Linked DNA regions of Homo sapiens: region 2 is linked to region 1. Evidence: chromatin loops called from intact Hi-C (ENCODE). Cell type or tissue: CD14-positive monocyte. All regions are shown on one strand. Each heading gives the region's core, and the rest is flanking DNA. Links, peaks and the distances in the headings are about the cores only.

Evidence for each region. A loop is a pair of places that touch in the nucleus more often than their neighbours do. Peaks named below come from ENCODE experiments on the same cell type or tissue, not always from the same donor. Only the 100,000 strongest peaks of a DNase experiment are listed, where the experiment ranks them.
Region 2: a loop joins it to region 1, with 5 times the contacts of the local background. A loop is called at or near these places in 1 of 110 quality-filtered maps.

Annotation. Positions count from the first base shown.
Region 1 is chr22:38,939,579-38,944,949 of GRCh38, reverse strand. No RefSeq gene overlaps it. Among named protein-coding and RNA genes, the nearest start is that of APOBEC3A, 15 kb to the left of the region's middle. In CD14-positive monocyte, for the core only: no CTCF peak of the experiment used is centred there; DNase peaks (open chromatin) are centred at 1,469, 3,179 and 3,749; H3K4me3 peaks cover 3,124 bases; H3K27ac peaks cover 4,080 bases.
Region 2 is chr22:39,274,723-39,280,093 of GRCh38, reverse strand. No RefSeq gene overlaps it. Among named protein-coding and RNA genes, the nearest start is that of PDGFB, 32 kb to the right of the region's middle. RefSeq lists an enhancer at 1,465-2,224 and a silencer at 2,209-2,383. In CD14-positive monocyte, for the core only: no CTCF peak of the experiment used is centred there; DNase peaks (open chromatin) are centred at 2,643, 3,113 and 3,433; H3K4me3 peaks cover 996 bases; H3K27ac peaks cover 1,939 bases; H3K27me3 peaks cover 2,312 bases.

The DNA.
Region 1 (5,371 bases), core at 156-5,155:
ATAGTCAATTCTGTTCAGCGAGGGCCCCATAGGTGAGCCGAGAGACAGCCCAACCTGGGGCGTGTATTTGCCACCTGTGTGACTTTCAGGAGACTAATGGCACAGCAGTGTTCTAGAGAGCCCAGATCTTCCCACCCCCTTGCTCTCAGAATCAAATCTGAACCAGCGGCCGAAGGCCACCTTCCCACACCCTTCCTGAGTGGTCCCCAGCAGGTGCCCTGATGAGATGCAGAATCGGTGCTTCCATGAGCTCTCCAATCCCAGGAGAGGGGAAGGAGGGCAAAAGGGAAGCATGGGTGGTAAGCAGCCCCTGTGAGCGGAACATGGAGTGAACACAGAGGACTGGCCTAAACGGAGCTTAATTCTTCGAGATTCCTGAGCTTTAAGACCAAGGTATCAAGAGGCTGGACTCTCTTTGAGAACCACCGACAACCCTAGCCTTCAAAAGGATGGGCTAGGCACACACTGAAATCTCGTCAGCTTACACACAATTCCTAGAGAAAGGGCTGAGCATGGTGGTTCACGCCTGTAATCCCAGTCCTTTGGGAGGTCAAGGAGGGCTGATCGCTTGAGCACAGGAGTTCGAGACCAGCCTCGGCAACATGGTGAAATCCCATCTCTACAAAAAATACAAAAATTAGCCAGGCGGGATGGTGCGTGCCTCTTGTCCCAGCTACTCAGGAGGCTGAAAGGTGGGAGGATCACTTGAGCCCAGGAGGTCAATGCTGCAATGAACCATGATCACGCCACTGCACTCCAGCCTGGATGACAGAGTGAGATGAAAGAAAAAGAAGGAAAGGAAGGAAGGAAGAAAGGAAGGAAGGAAGGAAGGGAAGGAGGGAGGGAGGGAGCGAGGAGAAGGAGAGGGAGGAAGGGAGGGAGGAAGAAAGGAAGGAAGGAAGGATGGGAGGGAGGGAGGAAGGAAGGAAGGAAGGAAATGAGAGAAATGACCTAGAGATAAATTAATAAACAGATTTATGCTCAAAAACACAGCAGCAAGAGACCTTTAGATTCACAAGAGGTGGTGGTAAAGGGTCGTGGGAGGATTTTTTTCTCTGTTTTTGTTTACAGAGGAACATTGATCACTTTTTGTATCTGCACTCCACACACAGGCTCCTATTTAACTTTTACAATCTCCTTGCAGTGAAGGCAAGCGTCATGACCCTCGTTTTACGGGTGAAGCCACTGTGCAAAGACACAGCCCAGAAAAGGCAGAAACTCGACTTGAGGTTAGGTCTGCTGGGCTCCAAAGCCCCTACTGAGGAAAGACAAGTGTGACCAAAAGGCCAAACAGGAAGGCGACAGGACCAAGCAGGAAGGAGTCAGCACAGGGTAGAAGGTGACACCAAATGTTCTTGGCCAGGAGAAGGAGCTTTGAGAAGCTCAGCTGGAGTCAACGTTGGGAGGCATCATCAGAGAAGGGAGCACTGAGGCCTCGGACAGGGCAGGGACCCAGAGGGAAGGAGACCAGAAAAGGGGAAGGAAGAGGCCATCTCAAAGGCAAAAGCAGAGAAGACACCTTCAGGGAGGGAGGGTGAGTCGGGGAGGAGAGAGGCTTAAGAACCAGAGAAAAAAACTGCTTGGAGCCAGGTGTCGCCGATAGGGGGCTGTGGCGCCTCTGTCTCCCCACAGCACATTCCCTCTGCTTCCTGTTTCCTGGAATCTTGTATCACCTTCTCTATCCATTAGGGATCTTCGGTTTCAAGCAAAAGAAGTGGACCATAGCTAACGAGAAACGTAACAGAGCTCACGGGGTTGAAGGGTAAATTACAGAATCTGGGCTCAGGAAGCACAAGAACGAGTGACAGTGCAGGGTCCAGGAGCAGGAACCCATGCACAGCCCTGGAGGTCTCAACCACTGGGATCCACATTGCTCTGACCGTGTTTTCTGGTTTTGTCTTATTTTGTTCAGAGTCAGAGCTCCAGGGGAGTCAGATTGGGTTTGGGTTCTGAACTGGCCCTAGTCCTGGAGAGGGCAGGGGCCTGGGTTGTCTTGTCCACAAATCAATCAAGATGACAATCAAAGGAGAGGCGGTTCCCCAAAGGCAGCAGAGGAAGGGATGCTGGGCAGGCGAGTCCAACCCAGAGCAGCTACACAGCCAGGTGCTGTGGAGTGGTCAGTGCTGCCCTGGTCTCACCCGGAGCTTCTGTTTCATCTCCCCACAGCACGTTCCTTCTGTTTCCTGTTTCCTGGAATCTTGGATCACCTTCTTTACCTATTAGAGATCTTTGGTTGCAAGCAAAAGAAACTAACCATGGCTACCTAGAAACGTGGGGGAAGCTGGGTGCGCTGGCTCACACCTGTAATCCCAGCACTTTGGGAGGCCAAGGCAGGTGGATCACCTGAGGTCAAGAGTTCAAGACCAGCCTGGCCAACATGGCAAAAGCCCGTCTCTACTAAAAATACAAAAATTAGCCAGGTGTGGTGGCAGGCACCTGTAATCCCAGCTACTTGGGAGGCTGAGGCAGGAGAATCACTTGAACCCAGGAGGCGAAGGTTGTAGTGAGCTGAGATCGTGGCACTGCACTCCAGCCTGGGTGACAAAAGTGAGACTCCATCTCAAAAAAAAGGAAACATGGGGGGCGGCTCACAGAGTGGAAAGGTTAACCCTTTTCTACACTGGACAGACAGAAAAGGTTGAAGAGTTAACACCTTTCCACACTCTACAGCCATGGTCCAAGGAGGAGGCCAACAAGATCATGGCACGATTGTAAGCATCATCGGTGGAAAATCAAAAAGGTGGAACCATTTGGCTGCCACATGAAGAAGATGTTTTTTGGAACGGCATTAAGACAGGAAGATTCGGGAGAGGTAAGTCATCATGACCGAGGTTGGTGAGATGCACGTTCCTATAAGTACGGTGATGTAAACCCCAAAGACTGGGTTTTCAACATTTAGATTCAATCTATAGACAGGACATGGGAGGCTGAGATATGTTCACAAAATTAATATAAACATTCTCAACCTTAATAATGTGAAGGCGAAAGTGAAAGAGGTCAAGATGGAATGAGGAGGGAGGCTGGAAGAGGAGTGAGGGAAGTGTCAGCGGCTGATTCACAAGGTTGAGTCAAGTGATTCTGCTTCTTGTTGAGTTTCAGCAAGCACTTGAAGCTGTGGGCGTTTGCCCACGGGGGACCTGAGGGCACTGATGCAACTACATGAGGAGGGGAGAGGAGGGGAGGGGAAGTTCTGGAGAATTATAAGAGCGAAACTCTCATATTCGCGGAGGGAAGGCAGTAGATACCATCAAGAGCTAGTAAATCAAGAAATAGTGGTTCCCCGAGGAAACCACCCAAGGAACTAAAACCAGAGGGTCAGTATGACTGACTCCGAAAACCGGAAGCAGCCTAGAGGAGAAAATCCTCTGCGCCGTGTTCCCTTCTCCAGGATGTTGTCTTAACTAGTGTGTGTTATATCAACAACTTTTAACCTCATCCACAATGTGAAATAAAACGATACTATAACCAGGAATTAGTAAGAAAAGCACAGACTTTCATCAGAAAGCACCATTAAGGGAGTAAGGGAGTGAAAAGGCCTATCATAGACTCGGAAAAGATGTCTGCACTATATCTACCTAACAAAGAGTTTATCTCCCAAATATATAAGGAGCTCCAGAAAATCAGTAAGAAAAAGAGCCCATTATAAAATGGGCCAAAATCTTGAAGGAGCAGCTTACAAAAGTGGATATCAAAATGGCCTGTGAACCCATGAAAATGTGGTCAACCTCATTAATCATCAGAGAAATGTAAAGTAAAACCACAGTGAGATACCACTAGCCCCTCCCCACCAGGATGGCTAAAATCCAAAAGACTGACAACATCAAATATTGTCAAGGATGGAACTCTTTTACATTGCTGATGGTAGCATAAAAGGGGCAGCATAGAATGTTTAGTTGCAGCTACTAAAGCGAAACAAGCATCTACTCCATGACTTAGCAATGCCACTCCTAGGTATTATAATATCCAACTGAAATAGATGCTATGTCCACCAAAAGGCTGCATAAGAACGTTCACAGTCTGGGCGCGGTGGCTCACGCCTGTAATCCCAGCGCTTTGGAATGCTGAGGGAGGCAGATCACCAGAGGTCAGGAGTTTGAGACCAGCCTGGCCAACATGGCAAAACTCCATCTCTGCTAAAAAGAAGTACAAAAATTAGCCAGGCGTGTTGGCATGCACCTGTAATTCCAGCTACTCGGGAGGCTGAGTCAGGAGAATCCCTTGAACCCAGGAGGTGGAGGTTGCAATGAGCAGAGATGGTGCCACTGCACTCCAGCCTGGGCAACAGAACGAGACTCTCAAAAAAAAAAAAAAAAAGAACGTTCATTTCGCTTTATTCATGACAGCCAAAAACTCGAAATAACTCGGTCTGTCCAGCAACAATGGCATATATTAAAATATATTATAATATATAAAATTATTTTAATATATAAATTATATACAATGTAATTTTAATATATTATAATTTAAAATATATATTAAAATATATTGTGAATATGTTATACATGGTAAATATATTGTACTCTCTCCATCAATGGAATACTACACAGCAATAAAAATGAATGAACTCCTGGCATATAAAGCATCAGTGAACCCCACAAAAGTAATATTGAACAAAAGAAGTCACACATAAAAGAATTCATACTGTGTAATTTCTATGAAGTTCAAAAACAGGCAAAATTAATCTATGATAATAGAAGTCAGAACACCAGTTTCCAGTGGAGGGGGAACAAATCGAATGACATGCATGAGCCACCTGAGATTCTGGAGAAAGCCTCCACCCCATCTGGCCGGTGGTTACATCAACTGCAAACCTAAGCTTTTGCAATTAACTCTAAGTTATACTCCAATACAAACATTTTTGAAAGAAAACAAAGTTTCAAAGCCTGTATTTTGAAAGAAGGGAACAGTTTTACTAACGGACATAAAATATCCCAAATACACTGATAGACAGAAATACAACACAAATGCAAATAGAATCACCATGACTGCTCTTAGCTTTCTTTCTTTTTTTAAAATAGTAAACGGGTTATTTAAGTCCAAGTGACAGAATAATTGTGATTGAAGGAAATGAGGGGGTACTTACAATATATCAGAAACTAGGGAAGCTGACTTGGCATGGTGGTTCACGCTTGTAATCTCAGCACTTTGAGAGGCCGAGGCGGGGGAATCACCTGAGGTCAGGAGTTTGAGACCAGCCTGGCCAACATGGTGAAACCCTGTCTCTACTAAAAATACAAAAATTAGCCGGGCATGCTGGTGTGCACCTGTAATCCCAGCTACTAGGGAGGCTAAGGCGAGAGAATTGCTTGACCCTGGGAGGCGGAGGTTTCAGTGAGCCGAGATTGCGCTACTGCACTCCAGCCTGGGCAAC
Region 2 (5,371 bases), core at 59-5,058, 340 kb before region 1:
TTTGCAGGGTGGTTGGCACACGGGGGGTCCCATCCAGGCTTAATTCCCCTCCCCAATTCTCTCCAGCTCCCAGGGAGTTGGCTCTGGGCCCCAGAGACACCTGGAAATGCCCCTTCCTGTCCCAGGCTCAGAATGAATTGAGGGAACAATGAAAAACAAACAAAACAACCATTTACTTGCTGAAGAGCGAATATGTTCACATGTCCAAATCATCAAAATACTCAAAGGATATGCAGTGAGAGAGAAGTCCTCCTCCCACCCCGTTCCCCCACCGTTTCTTGAGTATTTGAGTATATTTTCCCAGAGATGCCCTAGGCGGGTACGCGGGGAGATGCATTTGTATTCTCTTCTCCGCCTTAAACACACCCTGTGAATGGCGGAGTTTTTTCTTGGAGAATGGCAGGCATCAGCACAGAAACAGCTTCCTTGAGCTGCGGTGTATGGGTGGGTGTTCCATTGTTATTTGACGAGGCTGTAAAGGGAAGGTTGTTTTTTTTTCAAAGCAAAGGAATAGCTTCATGGAAGCGTCCTTCCTGGAATCTGGAATTCGGAGACGGGCTTGAGTCTGAGCTGGGCTACTTGCCTCTCGGGGACTGCACGTGTTGCTTCCCCTGAGCCTCAGTGTTCTCATCTGCAAGATGCTGCTTGTGGCTGGGCACGGTGGCCTATGCCTGTAATTTCAGCACTTTGAGCTGTCGATGCACGAGGATCGCTTGAGGGCAGGAGTTCAAGACCAGCCTGGGGCCAGGCGCAGTGGCTCACGCCTGTAATCCTAGCACTTTAGGAGACTGAGGCAGGAGGATCACCTGAGGTCAGGAGTTCGGGAGCAGCCTTGGCAACATGGTAAAACCTTGTCTCTACTAAAAACACAAAAATTAGCTGGCATGGTGGCACGTGCCTGTAATCCCAGCTACTCGGAAGGCTGAGGCAGGAGAATCGCTTGAACCCAGAGGTGGCAGTGAGCCAAGATCACACCATTGTGCTTCAGCCTGGGTGACAGAACGTGACTCCATCTCAAAAAAAAAAAAAAAGCCAGCCTGGGAGACATAGTGAGGCCCCATCTCTACCCCTGACCATCCCCCCCAACACCCAAAAAAACAAACTTAGCTGGCCATGGTGCTGTGTGCCTGTAGTCCCAGCTACTCGGGAAGCTGAGGCAGGAGGATTCCTTGAGCCCAGGGGGTCGGAGCTGCAGTAAGCTATGATCACACCACCATACTCCAGCCTGGGTGACACAGCAAGACCCTGTCTCTACCAAAAATAAAAAAAAGTAAAAGATAAAAATAAAAAAGGCAGTGGTTGTACCCATCCAGGAGATAATGTTGCCCGTGGGTAGCCTGCGGGCTGTGCCCCGTTTGTGGATGTGTTTTGCTCATAAAACTTTTCCAAACTCTGGAGATTTCAAATTATAACCCAGATTTCTGGCTTCTCTTGAAAAATCAAAAGTCTGGCCATTGCAGGCTGGAGCCAAGTAGCCACTGCCCGCTTTGGAAGGGCCAGGGGTGCTCCATTTGGCCTCAGGCCTCACCGCGTCCTGTTGCTCACGGACATCCCCCAACCTGGTAGTCCTCCTCCGCAGAAGGGAGTGCTGGGGTTAAATTCATGCAAACAGAATGGGCAGGGTCCCCAGCGCTCGGCACAGGCCCAGCCTCACTCTCTTGCTGGATACTTGGGGTATCTGGGACTCAGTAGCCACAGCCATGGATGATCCAGTCTTGGAAACCCAAGCCCTGAGCAAGCGGCTCCAGAGTGTCTCCTCCACCAGAAGGGAAGCTGAGATGCCGGCACCGTGTCCGGGAAGAGCTCTGGGCTGCAAGCCAGGCGGTTTCATCCCGGGAGGCGGCGGCCGAGGCTTCTTCCCTAGGATGGAGCCGGAAGCCAGGCTCCAGGCACCTGGAGTTCCCATCTCCGGGTCCCCAGGATGTAGATTCCTGCGCACAGCCCCCCACGCCTTCCTTTTCCCTACCTACCTTTGGCAGCCACATCCTGCCTTTCAGGGGTGGACCAGGACTGAAGGGGAGGCAGGGAGGTGGGTGGGATCCCAGGAGGACCTTGGGGACATCCTCTCTTCAGGGTGGTTGCAAACTCTTCTTGGCCCCAGGGTGCCTTGGAGCACAGTTTGAAAACCACTGATGGAGCCCTTTTGCTAGATGGGAAAACAGAGGCCTGCAGTTGGGGGGGTAGGAGGGTCAGAGGCCTGGAGACCTTAGAGTCCCCCCTCCCCAAGTCTACTACAGAGCCCCGGCATGTGGAATTGAAGCTCACTGAGCCCCCAGCCAGTCTCACCCTGCTGTTGTCTGTCCAGAAGACCAGGGAAGTAGTGGGTCTCCTCCTTCTCCAAAACTTGAATTGCCTCCTCTGCCAAGTGCCCACCTTACAGGGTGGTTGTGAGGAGTCAAAGAGATGAGAGTGCAGATAGCAAGAATAAGATCCACGGTAGCTCCTGCCTCCTGGGCTTGAACTGCAGGCTGTCCAGCCTGGACTTGGACGAGCCCATTTTTTACAGCACTTTCTTGGGAGATAATTTACATACCCTAAAATTTACCCACTTAAAGTATATGAGTCAGTGGTTTTGAGTATATTTACAGAGTTGTACAACCATGACCACAATCTAATTCTAGAACATTTACATCATCCCGCAAAGAAACGCAACACCCATCAGCAGCCACTCCCTGTTCCCCTCCTCCAGCCCCTGGAACGCTCCTCTGCTTTCTGTCTCTAGAGAGTTCTCTGTTCTGGACATTTCGTATAAATGGAATCCTACAATGTGTAGCCTTTTGTGACTGGCTTCTTTCAGTGAGCATCATGTTGTGGCATGTGTCACTCCTCCATTCCTTGTTGTTTGTTGCTAGTTCTTCCACTAGAGCAGCTGGAAAGAACATTCCTTTTCATGGCCAAGTAATATTCCATTGTAAGGACATACCACAATTTGTGTGTCCACTTATCCGTTGATGTACATTTGGGTTGTTTTCACCTTTTGACTATTAAAAATAATATTTCCGTGAGCATTCTTGTACATGCCTTTGTGTGGACGTATGTTTTCATTTCTCCTTTGTAAATATCTAGGAGGAAAATTGCTGGGTCATGTGGCAGCTCCATGTTTAACATTTTGAGGAACTGCCAAACTGGTTTCCAGAGCGGCTGAATCATTTTGCATTCCCACCAGCAACCTGGGAGGACTCCAGTTTCCCCACATCCTCACCAACGCTGGACCCTGTCTTTTTGATCACAGCGATGCTAGTGGGTGTGACATGGTCCCACCACTGAAGGGACAGGTTTCCATTTTCATTTCCGTAATCAGCAGTCATGTTGAGCATCTTTTCATGCACTTATTAGCCATTTGTAGATCTCTTTTGGAGAAATGTCTATGCAAATGACAGCCTGTCATTGAATCCTCACAACCACACGGTTGGAGGAAACTGGAACTATGGTCAGTCACACCGATGATGAGGAAACTGGGGTTCCGAGGAACTCTTGAGAGATAGTGGAGACAGGAGCCCCGTGCTGGGACACTGCGCCTGGGGGGCGGGGTGTGGGTGATGGGGGAAACAAGGAGATATGAGGACCCCCTCAGCACTGCAGGCTGGAAGAACTGAGCCCTGATTCCTATTCCTCTCTGCCTCTGTCTTACTCTGGGACCTTGGGCAAGACACTTCCTACCCTGAGCCTCAGTTTCCCCAGCTAACAATGCCTTCATCCTGCCATGGGAATCAGATTTGGTGCTACATGTGAATGTACTGAAGGCCAGAGCAGGGCCCTGGTGGTTCCAGACCTGGGAATCACTCACCCTCCAGTCGCTGGCCCTCCAGGGCTGGCTGTGGGTGAGGCCTCTGCTCTGGGTCTCAGGCCAGCCAGCACTCTTGGCCACCAAGCACTAAGAGTTCTGGGCCTGCAAGGAAGGCTTGCTCAGGCTGGGGCTGGGCAGACAACACGCAGGCAGTGTCTGGGCTGCTAGTCTGTGGGAAGCAGCACATTTGTCCCTGAGCAAGAGCCTCTTCTGCACTGGCCACCTGCAGCCCCGGCCACCTGCTGCTTCTACCTGGGGCCAGGGTGGGTGCGGGGCATAGAGCTATCAAGGGAGCAGAGGCGGGGGAGGGCTAGGAGGAAACTAGGCTGAGAGCGCCTCCACTGGGGAGAAACTGGGCAGATGGATTCATTCACTCATTCATTCACTCACTCACTCACTCATTCATCCAGCCGTGTGTGCTGGCCTCTCGTGGCCCCCATGCTTTCCTGATGGAAGCGCTGACTGCAATGCAGCCATTCCTCAGGAAACTTGCTGAAGGAGTGGACACCATGAGCGTGGGACCCGTGTTGAGAGTCAAATACCTCCAGCCCCTGCCTTCACCGCATTCTTGGCGGAGGAGGAGGGACAGATGGAGTAACAACGGCAGCGCCTTAGAGTCTCTGCTAGGGACCAGCCACTCCCCCAAGTCCCTTAATCAAATTAAGTCGTTTAATCCACTATGCAACTCTTATGGTAAAACCATTCTTGTTTTTTTGTTTTTTATTTGAGACAGAGTCTTGCTCTGTTGCCCAGACTGGAGTGCAATGGTGCAATCTCGGCTCACTGCAACCTCTGCCTCCAGGGTTCATGCCATTCTCCTACCTCAGCCTCCTGAGTAGCTGGGATTACAGATGCCCACCACCACGCCCTGCTAATTTTTGTATTTTTAGTAGAGACAGAGTTTCACCATATTGGCCAGGTTGGTCTCAAACTCCTGACCTCGTGATCTGCCTGCCTTGGCCTCCCAAAGTGCTGGGATTAGAGGCGTGAGCTACCGTGCCTGGTGATAAAACCATTCTTTTTTTTTTTTTTTTTTTTGAGACGGAGTCTCGCTCTGTTGCCCAAGCTCTGGACTGCAGTGGCGCAAACTCGGCTCACTGCAAGCTCCGCCTCCCGGGTTCACGCCATTCTCCTGCCTCAGCCTCCCAAGTAGCTGGGACTACAGGTGCCTGCCACCACGCCCGGCTAATCTTTTTGTATTTTTAGTAGCGACAGGGTTTCACTGTGTTAGCCAGGATGGGATAAAACCATTCTTATCTCCTTTTCATATATTGGGAAACTGAGGCTCAGAGAGGAGCAGAGACTGGGTCAAGGTGTCACGGTGGGTTAGTTGCAGAGCTGGAGACAGAAACCTGCTGTCTGGTTCCCAGCTCCAGACTCTCCACATGATTCTGCCTCTTTCTCTGCACTCCCCAACCCACCCCTCTGGAGTTTAGACCTAGTGCTTTCCAGCCCCCTGCCCCCTTCTCTTAATATTTGAGCCGTATTTGAGAACAGCAGTCTGGTGTGTTCCCTGCAGCAGCCAGGAGATGTGGGTTCAAGTCCTCCCTCAGCCATCAAAATGCTGTGTGACTTGGGCAAGAC